Linked DNA regions of Mus musculus: region 2 is linked to region 1. A link is a loop called in an ENCODE intact Hi-C map of the cell type or tissue named here. Cell type or tissue: heart. All regions are shown on one strand. Links, peaks and the distances in the headings refer to the core of each region. The heading gives the core; the rest is flanking DNA. Region 1 overlaps Inpp4b (inositol polyphosphate-4-phosphatase, type II). Region 2 holds the start of Inpp4b (inositol polyphosphate-4-phosphatase, type II).

Region 1 (4,000 bases), core at 1-4,000:
AACCGGGGAAAGTGAGATAGCTCAGTAGGTAATGCACTGGTATACAACCCAGATGACCCACGATCTATCCCTGGGACCTGCATGTCATAAGAAGAAAACCAATGCCTATGGTTTGTCCTCTGTCCTCCACATGCACGGCATGGTATGCACATGCCCACACACATACAAATAAGTAACTAAACAAATAAACAAATGTTTTAAAGAGCTTATAAATGGATAACTGGCCTGTAAACCATATTTCACGTATAGTTTAACCAGAATCCATAAACATTAGTATGGTCTGAAGTGGATTTCCATTATGCCACATAGAAAGCAACACAATAACACATAAAATAAGCCTATAAGCCTAGATCATTTTAATGAAGCCTCTCATTTCAGTTTCCTAATTTGGAAATATAGGTAAATATGTAAACACAATTTAAGATTTTCTTTTGATTGTTGTTCTATCTTCCATAATTCCAAATCTTCTTGTTCAGATGAATTCCTTAAGATAGTTCGAATCCACGATTCTAGATTCTACTCTTCTTCTCTGTCCTTTACCTGAATTGATCTGACCAGTTGATTCCTCAAGTATCCTAAGTACATAAACAAAGTGGAGGACCAGAGAACAGGCTCCTCAGTAAAGAGCAAGCCTTGTAAATCATGGGAACCTTAATTTGATCCCCAGAATACATATAAGAAATGTTAGTGTGGTGTGGTGTGCTTGCACTCTCCAGAGTGGGATATAGAGGCTCAGGAGCACTGTGGGTTATTAGCAGGCCAGTCTATCCTGCTTCAGGGAAGTAAAAAGTCCTGTGAGACATCTCCTGAGCAATGGTATACACTGATGCTCTCTGGCCTCCACATGTACATATGCATATTCACACAGCACACACACATATAGACATGAACACACATCCACACACATGCACACATATACATCCATGCATATACACACATGAACACATATATATCCACACATATACACATATGCACACACATATACATGAATGCACACACATCCACACATATACACATATGCACACATATACATACATGCACACATACCCACACATATACAGATATGCACATACATTCCATATATACACACATGTACACACATCCCCACATATACACATATGTATACACATCCACACATATACACACATGCACACACATGCACGCATGCACACACATGCATACAAATATATAAATAATAATATATGAGAACTCACCAGGTGCAAGACAGAGACAAGGAATCCTGTGTGTGTGTGTGTGTGTGTGTGTGTGTGTGTGTGTGTGTGTGTGAGTGTTTGTGTTTGTTTTGAAAGTCCTGTTCCTTTTTTTTTTTGCAAGGATGCGCTGTGCCTTCCAAATATGTGCCTAATTACCACATAGAATATATGCAAGAAGATATGCAGCTGGCTCAGAAGGACAATGATTTATGCAAGGTGTCTAAGCACCCTATGAGTTGGTAGGTGTAAGAATCAGTGTCCATATTTGCTGAGACCAAACCCCACAGCTCCGAGGGAGCTTGTGGCCCATGGTGAACAACATGTGCTTGTGGCCCATGGTGAACAACATGCCAGAGTACATTTAGCAGATGGGACTTCACTGGTGAGATTTCTATTTGGGTGGTTTGGGGATTTTGAAAAATCAAATGCATCTTTCTTGAATTTTTATATGCTTGCTGTAGCATTTAGGTTTTGTTCTGTGACCTTAGCTACAATACACTAATTAAATCACATAGTAGAGAAATGACTTGACTTATTAAATACAAGTTGATTTGGAAAGAAATTTCATTGACAATAAATTGTTGCAAATAAAGATGCACAGAGCTCTGTACTTAGGGACACATCAGAAACCATATATCAAAGAAAGTGGGATTTTGAGAGTAAGAAAATGCATGCAAAATGATATTCTATGATGTTCACATATCATAATATACTAATTGAGAAAGAATTAGAGCTAGTGTGTTTAAATACCATGGCCAGTTCACCAGAAACACCCAAAGTCTCTCTCTCTCTCTCTCTCTCTCTCTCTCTCTCTCTCTCTCTCTCTCTCTCTTTCTCTCTCTGTGTGTGTGTGTGTGTGTGTGTGTGTGTGTGTGTGTGTGTGTGTGTGTGTGTGTGTGTGTACTAGAGAGAGACAGGGACAGAGAATGGGGGTAATATGGGGTGCTGGTTAGGTATGGTTGCTACATGGAAGGAATGGAGTCTGTGAGCCATAGTTGCTAGATTGACTTCTTAAGGCCACTGAAAGGCCCAGTCCTGCAAACACAGTCCCTACAGTGTCATAACATCTGACCAGTCAGGTCAAACTTCCCCCTCTCTCCCTCCTCCTCTCTCTGCCCTGTCCTTACTTCAGGAACAGGGAGGAGAAGAGCCTGGAGCTCCCCCTAGAGGCTAACACACACTTGCCAATTAGAGATGCTGTATTATATATAGCAATGCTAGTGTTTTCAGCCTTGACAATTTAATGATAAATATGCTACTGTAAGCCCTACTTAATACCCTCAAACTTTTGAAGGATAATGTTAAAATGTTCACAGTTGCACCACATTCATAAAATATTAAAGTATTATGCTTAACATAATTTAGTATTTAGTAGTAGAAGTAGTGGTGTGTGTGTGTGTGTGTGTGTGTGTGTGTGTGTGTGTGTGTGTGTGTGTGTGTGTGTGTGAGCTTGTGGATGCCAGAAGCCAATGTCTAGTGTCTTTACCCCTTTGTGATTTGAAAGTTGCTCACTGAACCTGACGCATATCCATTCTGGCCTCTCATTCTGGCCTCTCAGATGGGTGCGGTTATCTGCCTGTTGGATCTTCTCCACTGGGCTTACAGTCATGAATCCTCACACAGGCATGAGTCCTGGGGATCTGCACTCAGGTCCCCATGCTCCTGTAGCATCTACTTTACCAATGAGCCATCTCTCCTAACTCCACTTTTAAATTATTAGTATGTGTTTTTGGGTAGAGCTCTGAGCATTAGTGATTCAGTGTACAGGGACTCTCTAAAGTGGAGTGATAAAGTTTAATTACCTGAGTGATGGGGAGACACGATGCTATGGATTTCCCAGACAGCACATTCATAACTCAATAGGCTGCTTGTCAGCAAAAGCTGCCATGCACAACTGAGCGCATGACTGCTGTGAGAAACGGCTTCCGGCAGGAAATTCCACTCACCAGTACACAGGGGCACCTTGGAAGCTCTCACTTGCTAACATCTCTCAACGACAGATTGTGATGATATTGGTGTTATAAAATCAGTTTACACTTTCAGAGCCATCTCATTGAAAACGAATAAAGAAGAGAAGCAGAAACATTTGTTTTATTTTGTTTCTTTTTTATCCTCTTTTGATTTCTGTCTATTGTGTGCCATTAGCCCCCAAAAGGAGTTTCAGTATTTAACTAGGATTTTAAATAGGATACCAATTTTCCCACTTATTGGAGTAGGCAAGGTGACTAAGCCTGATAATGCTCTTACCACCAAGCTCAAGAGCCCGAGTTCCACCCCTAGGTCCTACATGGTCAAAGGAGGGAACCAACTCCCATAATTTGTCCTCCAACTTTCATATATGGACCATGATATAAGCATCACTACTACATACATAAACTAAATAAATGTGAAAAAGATATATTGGTGAGTCATAAACATATGGTTGGAAAAATGTATAGTATAGTGTATACATGTGCTAATATATGCACACATGAGATTGTGCATATATTAATTGAATATATTAAAATTTATTTTTAAAATAAAAATTTGTATTCATAACATACAAAACATGTCTTAACATATTCATACAGCATAAGCAATACAAATATAATTGCAACTTTAATTTCCCCCGTGTCAATTCTGATGTTGTGGAAAGAAGAGAAAGGGCTCATGTCTCTGCTTTTACTTTCTTTGGTTGTCTTCCTGTCACTAGTTGCCAAGAGCCACTGAGGAAGTATTTGTGACACTTTCACCAACTTGATTAGGCTTTGACCATTGTCTCCCACTGTGCTGTGCAGGAATTCCTG
Region 2 (17,297 bases), core at 8,263-12,262, 460 kb before region 1:
AGCTAACCAACCAACTTAACCAACTCAACCAACCTATCAAACAAGCAACCTAACCAATCCACCCACCCACTCAATTACCCACCCACTAACCAACTCAGCCACCAACCAACCCAAACCAACCAACCAACCAACCAACCAACCAACCCAATCAACCAACGGAACCAACCAAAGACACCCTCACACCACCACTAGCACCCCGCCCCCACACACATAAATTTAAACCATCAAACTCCCTGCCCTCATCAACAAAGATAATATCTAGTAGCAAATACTTGGGAAGTAAATGGATGTCTCGATTCAGGCAGTGACAGCAGGGGTGACAGCTGGGGGCAGACACAGCTTCCCATTTTGTAATACTGTAATACTGTTAAGCACTGCCTTAACCCAAATTGATTTCACTGACTTTAAGATTCCAGGCTCTTTGTGTGACAAATGTCACACTTGTGTACACGCGTTTTTACTTTATTTAGAGTGCCAGTTTAAAGGGTTGCAAGGAAGAAAAAGGACTAGTGTGCCTTTGTGGGTAAGCTCTGAGAAGAATTACCTCTGAGCAGAGTGGACAAAACCTCTCTAGGAAAGCCGCCAGGTGGCACCTGTAAGGCGCAGATGGAGAGAGTCATTTGCCCCACCCCCACAGGCCGGACTATCCAGACTACCCCTCACCCCTCGGGTTTGTTCGCGAGGAAGTGGGGGAGTTTCAGTCTCTTTCCAGACAGCGTGATTACACACCAAAATTTTCTGACACCTCAAACACACCGAGGGCGGATTGTCTCCACACAACCAGGCTGTCAAAGGCATGAGCCTGGTGGTTGGGAACACTTAGGCACTCTGCAAGGTGGGGAGTGGCTGTGGGCTGCCCCTGTGCCCAGGTCTGCTCAGTCTGGGTCTAGGGGAAAACACTGGCAAGGGAGAAGCAGTTCTCAGGACCGTGACACGCAGAAGTCACCAGAACGTGGGACAGCGCTTCACACTCCTCTAACGCCCAATCCTCCTCCCAGGGACAGTCAGTGGGGACTAGTCTGAGCTACCTTCTCACATCCTTTTACATTTCCGCCTTCTGCAGTCTCTTCTCCTGTCCGGGTCGCATTGTGATTGCCTTGCCCCCCCCCCCCCCCGCCCCGCGCGCTTCGCCCCTGTGATCCCGCACCCCAGGATTGGCAGCTGACCCCAGAGACAGCAGAGTCTGAGTGGTGGGTGTCAGTAAACAGAAGCAGCGTGTTGTGGTCATTTCGAGCTGTGCGGTCGGGCCACCAACTCCATCTGTGGCAGGGAGGCGAGCTGCACCAGTTGCGAGACTGCTGCTGTTCCTCTTTGGTGGCTGGTTGGTGACATTGGGAGGAGACCGCTCCGAGGGAGTGAGCCTAAGACGAGGAGGAAGAGAGGCAGGGCGTTGGGGGTGGGGACGTGGCGACAGTGCCAGGGGGCGTGTGAGCTGCGGGCGAGGAGCAACTTCTCCCGGGCGCGCGCTGCGGGGCGGCGGGCGGAGCGTGAGCTGCCAGCCCAGAGCAGGGAGCGGGGAGCGGGGAGGCTCGGCCCGCGCCCTGCACGCTACCATCCTCCGGGTTCCCAGCCCCGGGTGCTGAGCTCGCCGCTATAAATAGCAGGTTACAGCTTCTGCTTGGGCGCACACGCTTTCACTGGAGAACGCAGGAAAGTCATCCTGAAAAGTGTCTGCCGCTGCTATCGCCCCCTACTCAGCCTCTGCAAGAGGTAACATCCTGCCTGGGATCCTGGGGCTCGGGAGGGAATTTTGCAGGGTGCGGAGGGTGAGGATGGGTGAATCCATAGGCTGTAGTCGTGCGCATCGGACAGTTCAGGGTGGTGGTGGTGGGGAGTACGTCCTGCCTGAGAGACAGCTGGTGTGTTTCTTATCAAGTTTCCCAGCTTGCAGCCAAGATCGTCCCTTCAGCCTTGCTTCCCAGGGACCCTGGCTGCTGGTGGTACCCCTGTGACCCTGATTACTGTCTAGTGGAGCTCGCTTGGTCTGGGGTGAACACCACACACACACACACACACACACACACACACACACACACACACGCACACACATATGAGTTCCAACTCCCAGGTGACACTGAGTTCTGGCCCAGCTTATGGTCCCTTTGAGCTGTTCTTAAAAGGTGCTGCAGCGACCTGGAGTGCTTAGGGACTGCTTCTCAACCCTAGTCCCAGTCACTGGCTGTCTCCTGCTTCAGAGGAAGTGGTCCTGGTCCTTAGAACAAGGAAGGCATGCTGGGGTTGCAGTTGCCTAAAGAGCTCTCTTTTCATGGCTATCTCCAGCCCCACCTTCAGCAACTCCTGCCCTCTCCGTCCCCCCAACACCACCCCCCCAAGTCAGGCCTGTTACCCCTAGGCTACCTTCATGTTCTACCTACCCCAAAGAGAAGTCAAGAAAGAGTTAGAAAATCAGGGCTTCAAAGTAAGAGTGGGTGATGAGAGGCTCCTCTGGAGTCTCAAATTTGCACTACAGCCTACTTGAGCTTATCTGGCCCCTCTAGCAGGACAAGGGTCCTGAGCAAACCCAGGAGCCTGCTGCTAGTATGGACTTTCAGGCTTGCAACTGGCTAGCTCTAGGTGATGCGAGAACCAGAGGCACCGGTGTTTGCCCCTCTCCACCTTTGATTTTGCTTCCCTCAGGGGAGGTGGTTTCTGCCCCAGAGGACACCCAGAGGTTTCTGTTTGGAGACAGAAGCTTTATAGGTAGGGATGTGCATATTGATGAGATAGTTGCAGCCACACAAAACTTATTGGAAAAACCCCAGAGGAGAGAGAGGCAGCAGTGCTGTTAGGGGACCGAGGTTTGTTAAGGGAAAGGATGCTCAGTTGATTATGTGGTTCCTGCAGCGTCAACTTACCAGGGAAACCCTGCGGGACATTCAGTCACGCTGGTCTAAATGATGTAGAATGTCTTCTTTGTTCATCTTACTTTATGTTTTTCTTTCTCCTGATTCTGGCTTCCTTGCTCTTTCCAAAATGACATTTGAGGTCATTATGTGGGTATTACATTTTGCTTACATTTCCCTTCAGTCTGAAAGAAGTTATTTATAAAGGTGTAGCTCTATAAAATACATGAAAGAGCAGAAGACAGGGATGAGTTCATCTCTCCTATGATGGGCACTAGGTGGCCCCTTTTATAGGTGTACATCTACATTTAGAGGACTTGTTCGCACAGAAATTTTCTTAGTGAGTTCTGGAATCAGAATGTTATCAATCTGACTTGGTTCAGAGACTCAGCAAGAGAGTGGCTGCCTGATGCTGTGTTAAAGGTAGAGTTAGGAGAGGTTTGGACAAGTGGGTACTGTCAGCTTACTCGGTGTGGGAGGAAATACATTAGCTCATGTTCTTTGGGATATACTCCAGGGAAACATTGACATGAAATCACAGTAATTGATCAGTGCCTCTGGGCTCAGCACATGGGCCTTAAACTCAAACCTGTAGGAGTTGCACTAAGTTAAAATGCTTCTGCAGAAAAATAAAGGAGAGAAAGAAAGAAAGAAGGAAATAAAGGAAGGAAGGAAAAAGGGGGCGTTTTATGAGAGTCCTGTGTATGTGAGAGAATATGTGTCTCTGAGCCTTGTGTATGTTTTGTGGGTTTTTTTTGGGGGGGGGCTCTTTTTCTTCTTCTATTTTTGGTTTTTGTCTTGTCCTATTTTATTTTATTATTTTTCTTTAGATGCCTGTTTTCTAATGAGAGACAGAAGGGGTGTGGATTCAGGTGGGAGGAGGTGGGGGGATATCTTAGGAGTTGAGGAAGGCAAAATGCAATCAGAATACTATGTATGAAAAAACTATTTTCATTAAAAGAAAAAATAGAAAATATAGAATGTTTTTTTTTCTGTGAGTTTCTTTCAATAGTGACTTAAGAGATTGTCCTTGAAAGGTTATGAAACGTGATTGTGATGAGGCTACAAGCTCTGTGTCATTGGGAAACATTTTCTGATTGGTTTTTATCATTCTAAATTGTATTCTCACGGATGAGGTAAACCGGTATTTATTTGTGATAAACTGATGGCCAATAGGGTGTTTGATACGGGGCTCTGTTCTGACAAAGTGAGAACAGCTTGATAAACTGAGTCTTGACCCTCAAAACATATAAAGAATCATCAGTGTTCTGGGCAGAAGGTACTCTTAGAATATTGGCCTCAGCTCCACTCTGAGGATGCAAGTCAATCGAATGACTTTAAATCTTACAAGATTCTTCTGTCAAAATACTATCTGGCCCTAGTACTGTAGACAGGTCAGCCAGCTTTGGTTAGAAGATGATGCAATCACACTTTAGTTTTCTGAAATGCAAAGTGAAATTAAACGCTGGAGAAGCCAGCTATTTGTTCTACAGCATGCAAATGTAAAGTTTCTGATTTCTCTTCTGAAACCTTGCACTGCCTTCTAGTTCCTAGTCAGGCTGGTCCCCACATGGGCAGTGGGTAACATCCAAGGCCTTCAGGCAAAATCCTAGAAGGCATCCATGAAAGACAGGAATACCTGCCAACCCATCTTATCTCTTAGCAACCAAGTAGACATCAGTCTCAGGTAAGCATCCAGCATCTGAAAACACAAAGTCCAAACAGGAGAAAGTTGTAATTAGTAAGGAAAATGCTTACTGAGTATCTGCCATGTTTGCTTTTTCCACTCAGTGGTGCTAATAGTTAGAGAAACAAGTCTCATATGTTTTATAATCTGCATGGAGTCAACGCTTTGTCATTCATACAGCTTTTTCAATTGGAACATGCAATCGCAGGTTCAAAGCATGTATTTTCTATATTCTGTGTTTTTATTCTTTTAAAGTGACTGATTTCTCTCTCTAAAGGCCTAAGGAACTTACTCCAAAAGCCATGTTATTTTGTTCTCTTTTTCTGTATGTTGCTTAGAAATCTCTGCTAGAGAACCCTTAGCAGACACTGATCCCACACATATTTTGATATTCAAACTGTTCAATACACAGTTTCAGCATAAACATTTCTCAATAGATACATCTAAAGAACAATGCTATAACTGAGTTTTTGCACGTTAGATTCATGCAGTCTTTGTGTTTTAAAACCTTAGTTGTAGTATATACCTAAGAACGATACGTGGGTAGTGGGACACTTATAAGGAAGCTCCCAGAGTCTCATTGAAGTCAGGATATCTCAGTTTATCCTCTTTATGTGTTCAATGCTTCATCTGCCAATAAAAATGATTTTAAGATGCGTATGGCAAGGCTGGAGAGAAGGCTCAGCCCTTTCCGAGGATTTAGGTTTGATTCCCAGCATCTACATTGGTCAGCTCACAAGGGCTTTTAATTCCTGTCCCAGGGGATCTAAAGCCCTCTTATGACCTTCCTCAGATACCTAGATACACATGGTTCACATAAAACCCATACATGCACACATACATATACACACATAAAAGACATGCTGTGATGTTTTATGGATTGTGACTAAACCCCAGACTAATCAGTCTGTGACTGTTGAAGGACTTGTCTTTTATCCAAGGCACTCTGGGGGCTCACATCTTCTACCCTGTGAGTATCTTAGTATAGTCAATCTGCACAAGGCCTATGGACTGCGGTGTGGAATCTTGAGTTTACATCTTTCCAGTTGTTTCTGTAATTTTGCTGACCCGTGGGTATCATCACAGCACAGTGCAGCACTCTTAAGTAATATTTTCCAAACTTGTTTTTGAGGCATATTTGGAGTAAGTCTGCTCTGCACTATGCAGCTATTGTTGCTACGATCCCTGATGATATGTTGGGGACCATGCAGAGAGGTAATTGAGTGAGTAAAGGAGATTGTGAGTTTCTCAAATCATAGGGCTTTGATGGAATTTCCTTTGGGAATTATTTAAATTAATAATTTTCATGGGGATGGAGATAACACTTTAAAAGGGAGTTTTGTCTATCATTTATCTATCAATTATCTATTCATCTATTTACCATCTGAGTATCTAAACGATCATAAGTCTGCTTACCTATCAATGTCCATTTATCTATGTATCCATCTCTCTCTGTCTATCTATCTATCTATCTATCTATCTATCTATCTATCTATCTATCTATCTATCTATCTATCTATCTATCTATGTATCCATCTATCCACTCACTTGGCTTTTTATTTTCAACAAAGCTATTTGTCAGGCTTAACAGTGAAATTATTCAATGGTTCTCTCTGATGTTTTCCAATGTTAGGGATGTTGTGCTGGACATGCAGGCTGTGTTAAAGCCATGTTGATATTACATCACTGAAGTGACAGTAGCAACGGTAAACTTCTTCCAAGGTACAAAAGGAAATGGAATGAAAACTTCTAGACACTGTTTATATATTTATATATTATGTGTTAATTTAAAATATCACAGAAAGAAAGTGACATTTTTTTATTTCTCAAAAGAGTGAGTTTTTAAAGGTTAAGTGGTTGTAGTTTAAAGAGAACTTTCAGAATTATTCACTATGAAAATTCTATCTGAATGAAAGCTAGAAACACCTTTCACGGTGAGACTAGTACCTTGAACCTGAAGCTCTCTGGATTCAATCCCATCACTGTGACAAATGAATTGCTTTAGTTTGGCTTTCTATTGTTTCCGTGAAACACAATGACCAAAAGAGCAAGTTGGGGAGAAAAGGGTTTATTTGACTTACACTTCTGTATTTCTGTTCACCATAAAAGAAAGTCAGGACAGGAACTTAAACAGGACAGGAACCTGGAGGCAGGAGCTGATGCAGAGGCCATGGAGGGGTGCTGTATTTTGGTTTGCTTCCCATAGCTTGTTCAACCTGCTTTCTTATAGAACCCACAACTACTAGCCCTGGGGTGACACTAATCACAATGGGCTGTGCCCTCTCCCAAAAATCACTAACTAAGGAAATGCTCTACAGATTTATGTATAGTCTGATCCTATGGAGGCATTTTTTTTTGTCTCAATTAAGGTTTCCTCCTTTCAGAGAATTCTAGCTTGGGTCTAGTTAACATAAAGCAATTCAGCATATGAAAAACAAAAATGAAATACAACAACAACAAAAAACCCTCAAGCAACAGCGACAATGAAAATCTAACACCCATCCAACTATATATAGCTATATCCTACTGATAGCTTTTTGAGATGAAAATGTAGGTCCCCAGTAAAGCACTTGTCTAGATTGAGGAAGACCTTGGGAAGTCTCCAGTACCATACAATGAACTAACTAGCTAGAATTTTTATTTACTGTTACAGTGGTGGTCTTGAGTAGGCATGATACATTCCCAGAATTTGAGAGGCTGAGGCAGGAAGACTGCCCTTCTAGAATATTACACTAAACACACATCCTCCCAGGCTGTCTAAGTCCTCCACAGAGAACTTGTTCTTAGAATTTTCAATGTAGTTCTTGTTTAATCATTGTTGGTTGCTCTACCAGACAAAAGCCAAGAGGGGTGACCCGTTGACTAAGCTTTCTAGTACCTAAAAAGTCACTTAACCTGAGGGAAGCAAAGGAAAACTGAGAATCAGTGGCATGTTAACCCAAGGTTATAACCTGTGAGCTTGAGCTGAGACTTCAGCAGTTTTCAAGGAAGCATTAAAATCTCATTTATAATTATTTAATATCATCCAATGCTGTTCCAAACACTTTTGTATCACAGACTCCCTAGATGTGTCTTGCTTACAGATAAATATTTTTAAAAGCATTTTTGAGAGTTTACAAAATTTTATTGAAAATATTTTTGTAAGCTTTAGGTGTGTGTGTGTGTGTGTGTGTGTGTGTGTGTGTGTGTGTGTATAAATACACTCAGTTCTAAATATGAAGATCAGAAGCCAGTGTCTATTATCCTGTCTTTCTCTGAGTATTCCTTTAAGGGAGAGTGCCTCTTGAACCTAACACTGCCGTTCTCTGGGCTAGGCTGAAGCCACCAAGCTCCCACTGTCTCCTCTGCTTTTGGAGTTGAGGTTCCAGGGACAATGGTCTTGGCAAGTGTGTGCTGAGACCTGAACTCTGGTCCTGTGTTTGCTCCTAAGCACTCACTCAGCCATCTCTCTAGCATCCATTATAAAATACATTACTAGGTGAAGCACAGTACAAAAATGTCAGTTTTATGTGATATTGTACACCTGTAATCCCAGCGCTCAGGAGATGGAGGAAGGAAGATCTGGAGGAGCTCAAGGCTGTCCTTGGCTACACAGTTGGTCCAAGGTCCCTGTGGATAACAGGGAATTCTGTCAAAAAAGAAACAAATGAACAAACATATGCCCACCTTAGCTGGTGACATAGGCCAGTGGTAGAACACCCTGCCTAGCATAGGAAAAGCCATGGATTCAATTCCAACTGCCACATACACACACACCACCTTAAAACACACCTTTTCCTCTCTTCATTAACAAAATCTAAAGATTTTTATATTTACTCATCTGCTTGGATGTGTCTTAATAAGACAGGTTGCTTTTAATGGTATCTGTGATTTCCTCTGTTTCAATAGATTTTTTTTCTTTCTGCTGAAATCTTAAGGTTAAATATGTTTCCTCATTGTCCTCTGGTAAAGTTGTTTTAAAATACAGCATTCCCTCCTCAGATAGCTGTTCAAGGGAGGCTGGCATTATAGACACTCACCACCAGGTGGCAGTATGCAGCTCTTAGGCCATCTTCACTGCATCCATTTTTAAAGTTTTTCTTTTAAGCTATTTATTTTTATTGTGGGAGTTAACTGAGTTAAAACCCACAAGCACATAAACCTTAGAATTGTATCTGGGAGATCTGTTATTTGAAATACTTTAAAGATTTGATTTAGCATACGCTGCTTTTATGTGAAGTCTGCATACCTGGAGAACTCTTCGGAATTAATTGCCAGAATTTTGCTTATGACTGGGCAAGTGAGAAGGAAAGGAAAAATTAAATGAGCATGACAAAAATAAAGACATATGGTCAATCCAAAAACAGACATTGTGGCACCCATTATATACACACATTTGAATCTTAACCCTTTCACAACACACTCTGACTTTTTTCCTAGGAAACACAGACTATCATTGCTTCCCCTGAGCCTCCTCCCTGTAGTACCTCATCAGTGCAACAAACAAACAAACAAACAAACAAACTTTACAAGTGAGTAGACCATAGTGGTATATGTCTTTAATTCCATCACTAAGAAAATAGAGATGAGAGGATAATAAGTTAGCATTCATCCCTGGATACACAGCAAGGACCTTCCTTAAAATAAAAAAACCACACAAATGAAAAGCAACACTACCAACAAAGCAACAGGAAGGAAGGAAGGAAGGAAGGAAGGAAGGAAGGAAGGAAGGAAGGAAGGAAGGAAGGGAGAAAGGAAGGGAGGAAGGGAGGAAGGAAGAAAGGGAGAGAGGAAGGGAGGAAGGAAGGAAGGGAGGAAGGGAGGAAGGGAGGAAGGGAGGAAGGGAGGAAGGGAGGAAGGGAGGAAGGGAGGAAGGGAGGAAGGAAGGGAGGAAGGAAGGAAGGGGGAAAAGAAGGAAGAATAAATTACAATGTTAATGCTTCCATTATTCCCAAACACACTCTGTGTTATGATGGTAAGAGAGCAAACTAGACCAACCCTGCTGTACTTATGGTTTATTGGTGTTTATGCAGGTAAGAGTTACTGAAAGTATTTCTTTTGTTAACCTGATGGTAGACTTGACTCTATGTAGGTGAATGATTAAATTATGAGTCATAACAGATGCAATCAGTTCATTCATAAGTGCAGCAGGATGGAGCAACTGCATCGTCTCCCTTTCTGGATGATCTGCTTTTCAATCACGTTCGCTGCATTGTAGGAATGGAGATCAAGGGGAATAATCATCAACCAAAGCTGCTAATTATGAGATGCATTAATAAAAATATTTTATTATATGTAAAAGTTCAAAGGTCATACGCCTAGTTCACTGGACTCCTGTCTACCCCATAAGCCCAATCTATAGTTGTCCATTCAGGACGAGTGAATTCTTGTCTTCCCTGTAGCCAGATACTATAGATGTTCAGTAAGGACCATTTTAACTTCATCTCTAGTCTCCTGCACTTTCTAGCCTCTTTGGAGTGTGGGAACAAATTATAGAAATTATATCCAAGGAAGTATAGCTATAAAATAGTTCTTTACAAATGATTCCTTGCCTGGGATGTGCTCCCATTTTTTCTCCCTTTATTTGGTTATGTGTGTCTCCTTCGTATCTTATGCAACAGTGAGAGAGGAATGCTGATGCTGGGATAGTGGATCGGAACATAATGGAGACATTCTACCCTATTTGACTTCTCTATTTTTTCCACTCATTTATTTTCCTGATTAAAAGTGTGGTAAGGCTCCATTAACATAAATAATGGACAAGTGAGGTCTAAAGAGGCAGAAAACATCACCCAAATCAACATTGTTAGCATTTTATCGTTCTTTCTATAATTTTCTATGATTCTCTTATAATGATTATAGTCTATTTGTGGGTGTTTCTTTTGTTTGTTTTTAATTTAAAATTCTCTCCTTCAAGCTAGCTTAGATACTGATTGACACTTGTTATCTGCAAGGTACTCTGCTAGGCTATGTTCTGGTCATAGCAGTGAGTAACAAAGATGGCCACTTTCCCCAGGTTGTCAAACACATCAAGCTGAAAAAAACATGAATGTAGAAGTCAAGGAGTGGCTCACTAGGTCAGGGTGCTTGATGTACAACACCGAGGACTGACTGATTTGTATGCCTGGAGCCCATATACAAGCTACATAGAGCAAATGTCTACAGTCCCAACACTACTGGGGAGATGGGAGGCAGAGACTGAATCCCTGGACACCCTGGTCCAGCTAGCCTGGCATACACAGCAGAAAAGTTACCATATGACCCTGCCTCCAAAATGGTGGAAGGTGAGGGCAGACACTCTAGGCCATCCTCTAATCTCACATGTACATTGTGGCATGCATCAGCATCAGCACATATGAATACACATCACACACACACACACACACACACACACACACACACACACACACACACACACAAGTGTGTGTGTGTGGAACAGGGGAGATAGAGATCAGGGAATTATTATATAGTCATAGAAATTCTTAGATTTTAGATTATTGGCAATGATTTTGTTGTCATCAAATTGTGGCAAATATTTTCTATTTGATCTTATTTTGTATTATTCTAGGGGCAATTCCTAGAAACAGCATACTGAATAAAGAATGTGAAACTTTTTAAAAGCCCTCACACTATCAAATTGTTTCCCAGAAGGCTTCCATTTATTTGCTTTGTTTATTTGCATCGTCACAAGAAGACCGGTTATCATTTCACCAGCAGTAATGATATTAAAAATGTGTTAGTTCTAAAGGTGAGGATGGATTTAACAAGGGAAGCCAGGACTGACATCCTCTAGAAGCTGTTCATAGCACAAGTCCTATTGTCAGTGTCCATGTTATACACCCTCTGTGTGATAGCTACAGAGGGTGGTGGTCTTATGATTCAACTGTTGTTGTTTTTAATTTACTGCTGGGAACTGAATCAGGGCATCATATGTATTATTCTTTCATGAAGATTTATTCCTAGAGCCCCTCTCCCATTTTAAAAGTTAGGAAATGTTCTTTGGAGGATGTTAACTCACCTACCCAAGAATGGATGTATGACTAAAGTTGATTCTAGTTTGAGATCTAGACTTTAGAATTTGGAAGATGGCTCATTGACCAAAATGCTTGTTGAGCAAGCATGAATACCTGAGTTTGGATCCCCAGGACCCATATCAAAACTCAGAGAGGGGTCTGGGCTCACACCTGTAGCTCTAGCACGTATGGGTAGGGGACATAGTCAGGGGTAGTCTGCTGCTCCTTGGCAAGCCAGCAGAACCAAAATGAAAAGCTCTGGGTTTCCCAAGACCCCATTTCAAAGACTAACGTGGCCTCTACATGTACATGCATGGGTGAGCAGACTTGCACACATAGGTACATATACATGCACAGAAAATACACATGCACACACAAAATGAAATATAATCTAGGCTTTTATGTGACATATTTCTTTTCCAAGGCTCTGCTGAGTGAGATTGAATATTGTGTAGCTGTTATTTTCATTTGCATGTTATAATGTGATGCTAATTCACGTGTTTAGTGTGACTGTACATTGAGACCCTGAATTTCTTTTCACCAAACTGTTTTTTTTTCATAGAGTGATATTGGACTTTGGCCAATTATGTTACTTGCATCTTCTTTGTGTATATCAGTTGAAAATATGGTTGTGGTTAAACTGAATATCTTGTTTTTCCCATGGTGTTTTTGTGAACGAAACTGTATTTTTTCCAAACCAACAAAGAAGTTTCTGATTTGCCTAAGTTGATTTAAAATTATTCATATCTAGTTAGTAAATGCTTTTGTCTCTCACATAGTCAACATTTTCCAGGTAATATGAACTATGCAACCCGTTGAAATTCCTCTAAAATGGGTTTTTTTTTTATCATGGTAGTCTTTAAATATGACTTATTCTCCATTTGGTCTTGCTTTTATCGATGGTACCAAACATCCCCTTAGTCTGCAAGTGCACACATGCAGACACTCCCTTAGTTCGCAGGTGCACATATGCAGACACTCCCTTAGTCCGCAGGTGCACACATGCAGACGCTCCCTTAGTCCACAGGTGTACACATGCAGACACTCCCTTAGTCCACAGGTGCACACACATGCAAAAGCTCCCACATTTGCCTTTAGTGGACTTTCAGTTCCCCTATACTTATTTTACTCTAGTGGCTTTTTCAGTTCCTTTACGAATACAACCCAGCATTGAATGATTTTTATATCTTTATGTCCTGTACATCTGAGACCTCATTTTTTTTTAGTACTTTTCTTCCTCCTGTTCAATGTCCGTAAGACACTTCCATTGATCTTTCTTCCAAATTAATTTTAGAATAATTTTGTAATCCAATATACTTTAAGATTTTAATTGAGTCTTATTGAATGGATAAATGGGATTAAGGAGAATTGGCACCGTTTAAAGATTCAGTCTTATCTAAATCTCACTGACAGTCTGATTTTGGCAACTCTTCCTGCTGTGTCTAAGGACAGAGGGCAGACAGCATCCATTCGCCTGAGTGTTTTCTCGTTTTATGCTCCACTTTCAGAACTACCAAGACATCAGGCATTGTGATCGTGACCTGTGATCTTGGCTTGTGCTCTCTACTAGCTTAAAATCAAATGAGATTAGCCATTTTGAGCTATTTATTCTCATTGCGTTTTTAGTGGTATTGTATATCCCTGGCTCACAGTACTGGAGGATATTAGGGACAGAGTTAAAGGAAACCTGAAGGCTACAACCTTGAGTTCAACATATATTTATTTTAAACTATTTTACTTTAAACTACTGTACATTCAGTACATATACTTAAATGATAATATCAATCATAGGCCAATTTTTTAAATGGGATAACTAATTAGGTCTTACAATACAGCCCAAAAATATATACAATTTTGTCTAACAACAACATAAATTGCAACAGATATTGTTTAGGGGAGATTTTATTTCTTGTATTAAATCTGACAAAATTACCTGTAAGATAATCAACTCTGGCTAGTTGCAAATGTGTGGTGGGGTTGGTTGTCTTGCCTGGGGCTATAATTTTTGTGTCCACTAGCTATAGTGTTTCTAAAAACAAAAATTACTCAGAAATATTTCCAACTTGTTTAAGTGTTACTCAAGTGCTCCTTACTGTCTATTCCAGCACAGATCCTTTGACCTTGGAGTAGAAAATCACTTGCATATTCAAATCACACACGGAGGAAAGCCTTTGTTTTCTCACCAGGAAACATCCCCATTTTCTTTCTCTCTGATTAGAGGACTCCATCTGCTTGGGCTAGTCTCAGGCAAGAACTTTTTCCAAGGGCTCTTCATGCCTGTATCATACCTACACCTGTAGTCACATTATTCAAGGACAGCTGCTCTGTGAGATGGGGATTGTTTAGGGAGCTGCTATTCTGAGTTATGAACTTTGGCGCTGTGCAAGAATCAGGTTTATCCTTTATATGCCTCAGTACAGGGGAACGCCAGGGCCAAGAAGTGGGAGTGGGAGGGTGGGGGAGTGGGTGGGGGACTTTTGGGATAGCATTGGAAATGTAACTGAAATAAATACCTAATTAAAAAAATAAAAGAAAAGAAAAAGAATCAGGTTTATCTGTCTGTTTATAACTGCAACAGCTTCTGCACAGGTGGGTTGCCTGGTCAGGATCTACCAACATCCATGGGCTAGGTCATTGAACCTAGCACCAGGTGAAGCCAAGTGAATGGTTTCTAACTGGCTTCTAATCATTTTCTGTTTTCTGCATTCTCTTTTGAATTCTTTTATTGTGTGTTTGAAGCAGAGAAGAAAATCCTCCCAAAGCCTCAGGGGAGTTTCTCTCCCACTTGTCTAACATTCTCTGGCAGAAAGTCTTGGTGATGTGATGCTGAGAAGAATGTGCAAGAAGAACCGAGGATGCTCTCAACCAAAGATATCACACTAGTGTTTTAAATCACATGTTTATTTGGGTTCTCATGTACAAAGAGCAAGGTAGCTAGTTAAACAATCTGAATCAGTGAGTTTGGGGCTCAAGGGAGAGACCCTGCCTCCTTATATACAGTTGAGAGCAAACAAGGAAGACACCCAATGTCAACCTACGGCCTCCCCAAGCCTCGACCCCACACATGCATCTACATGTGCATGCATTACACATACACATACATGTAAAGAAAAAGAAAAAAGATAAACTCATATTGATACGTGTTTTTTCTAGCATACTAGTCCACAAATATTATTTAGAATAAAGCTGGTAAACACTTAGTAAAAATTCAGTCTCAGTTCAGCAGGACTTAACTATGAGTCTATTTCCACATTCTATTTTCTGATGAACAGCAGATTGATTCACTAGGCTCTGAGGTGCCCCAGTGTTAAAGGCAGGAGGGACACAGACAAATGGTATTGTTGGGTAACAACTCCCCAAACACTTTTGAAAAGTGCAGGGAGAGTGGTAGGCTGTAGTCTTTCAACAGTCTCCTGTGGTCAGGTGAAAAGAGCTTTATGGAGACAGGGTAGTGCTACTGGAACATCCTATGAATAACAATCACTCTAGAGAAGTCATGCTGGCCTTGTCGTCCTTTGCTGTCAGAAACTGGGTATTTTTATTTATGTACTTACACTAATTTATTCATCATTTATTCCCTGTATACTTAAAAAAAATGACCTGAGATGGCTTGTGGTAAAACCACAAATAAAGACAGCAAGGTTTTACAGCATTTCAGTAATAACATCAAAAACATATTTTAGAACTTAGCTAAACCTAGATGGCATTCAAATTAAATTTATGATATGAGTAATAGTGTAGTAGATGACTCTCCTCTCTGGGCAGAAAAATATGATGGGGTATTCAGAAACATTCCCTAGATTCCCATGATTTTTGATAAGAAGGAGGCAATTCTTTAAGTTATTACTTGATATCATAAAGTTTCTGCAGGCAAGCAGTATGGGCTATTAAGGTGAAGCCTGATGCAGAGAAGCTCCATGGGCAAATCCTATCAAGAACAACGGCTTGCTTTGACACACATGTTTTTAATCCTGGTGCAGCACATAGGACAACTTTTTTTCAGTCCAGGACCTGTGTTTATGGGATTATCACACTCATATCCAGTTCATCTCTGGAAAAACCCTCACAGAAGTACCCAAAGGTGCCTTGGTAATGCCCTGGGTATACCTTTAGCCAATCCAATTCAATGCTGAAATTAAATATCACACTTTTCATTCCTTTATTTGGAGTCTGTATTTGCTTTTGGTGCATTTACTTTGAGTTTCAGGTAATCATTGGGTCTCATGCCCAGTAGGACTCATTGTACACAATAGTCTTAATATAGTTTTGATAAGTGAATGATCAATACAGTAGGGTTTTTTTTTTTTATACAGTAAGTCAAGGAAAATCACACAGCTGGTCTCACAATAGAGATAAAGATCTAGATAAACTTGACTTAGTAGTAAATTCTTACTATTTCCAGGAGAATTTGGCACTGGAAGAGTCTATGTGTGCATGTGTACACTCCATCATGTGTATGGGTTTACAGAAGCTGGAGAGAGAAAGAATAGCAGCAATGGGAAAAGGGCAATAGCACTTGATCAAAGCCTACCTTATGTCATCAGGCATTTTAGTTAGCACATTGCTCTGAGTATACTCTGATTTCCTACAGGACTTTCATTGCCCGAGCATCAGAGCCTGGGCAAGGTTGTAAAATTCTCATCACATGTTGGCAGTGAACTTTGACAAAAACTTGCAAGGTATTTGCATAAAAGTGGTAGGACCAAATCTTGTTTTGGTGTAGATGAGCAATTTGGAGGGTTCTTCATCTCTTTTGTAGCAGTCATGAGAAAGAACAATAGAAAGATGAGATACACAGAAGGAAAAGGATGTATATTCATGAAGACACACAAAACAGTTCATTTTGATGAAAATAATATCAACTTGTGTTGGTTTGACATCCCGAGTCACATACTGATTCTTCTCCTCCCCACAGTTGTGTGATTCAAGTATTGTTGCCCTCGCCTTTCAGGGGAGAGGCTTGACACACAGAGAGTAGCTTGTCGTGTTCCAGGTGCAGACTAAGGAACTGGTAGATGGAGGCTTCTGGGAAAATTCCAGTTGTCCAGCAGCAGAAGTGTGTACAAAGTTCAGAGTTCAGTGTTCAGTCTTCTTCAGTGAACTTCTATCATTGGGAAAGAAAGTACTTACCCACTACTCTCACCTCCCCCGAGGCTTGAAGCCAGGGTGGCAGGAAGTAGGGAAGGCTTTGTCTGTTCGTGAACTGACAGTGTGACTGTTCCCGTCTGAGAGGGAGTCTGGCTAAAACCATGCTCATCTGTAGGATTATCGCTTTACTTAAGGTTGTGAAAATGCTTGTTGAAGTTTGACTGGAATCACTCTGCCAAGGACACACCTGATTTCTGGAGATTCTGGTGATTATGAGCATAAAAATTGTCCAGCAGTTGGAAGCCTTTAATCATTCACTTTGTTCGTTCTAGGCCAAATTTTGTTTCATGGCCTAAAAAGCCATCATAGTTGAAGGAAACATCTGCTATGCTGTCCACTAGAGCTTTGGAAACCAATCTGCTTTATTTACACGCTCATTTTATGAGCATTGGGCACGCTTAAGAACTCGATGAGTTGCTGAATTTTCAGCTCCAAACATTCCACATAAGTAGAAATAAATGTTAACTTCCATAAAAGGCACTGGCTAAAGCTCTCTATTGAGGTTGGTGGCTAAATTCAGAACAGCCACTGTATGTTCTGTGTTGTCTTCCCCTCCTGCTGTCTTAGAAGATACATATTGGGCACAAAATATATTTTAGTTTTAAGAAGGCTTTGTTTACTCCAGAT

Evidence for each region. Hi-C counts contacts between places; a loop is a spot of excess contacts. Peaks named below come from ENCODE experiments on the same cell type or tissue, not always from the same donor. Only the 100,000 strongest peaks of a DNase experiment are listed, where the experiment ranks them.
Region 2: a loop joins it to region 1, with 11 times the contacts of the local background. A loop is called at or near these places in 28 of 42 quality-filtered maps.

Annotation. Positions count from the first base shown.
Region 1 is chr8:81,804,649-81,808,648 of GRCm38, forward strand. The region is part of intron 7 of Inpp4b (inositol polyphosphate-4-phosphatase, type II); the gene reads left to right. Among named protein-coding and RNA genes, the nearest start is that of Gm25267, 350 kb to the right of the region's middle. In heart, for the core only: a CTCF peak has its summit at 2,384 (motif pointing left); a DNase peak (open chromatin) is centred at 2,303.
Region 2 is chr8:81,341,088-81,358,384 of GRCm38, forward strand. It overlaps Inpp4b (inositol polyphosphate-4-phosphatase, type II), which reads left to right and starts at 1,475. Exons shown (of 25, transcript NM_001024617.3): 1 at 1,475-1,710. It overlaps Gm51582, which reads right to left and starts at 1,566. Exons shown (of 2, transcript XM_030243908.1): 1 at 1,167-1,566. The coding sequence starts at 1,555. In heart, for the core only: no CTCF peak of the experiment used is centred there; no DNase peak of the experiment used is centred there; H3K27me3 peaks cover 62 bases.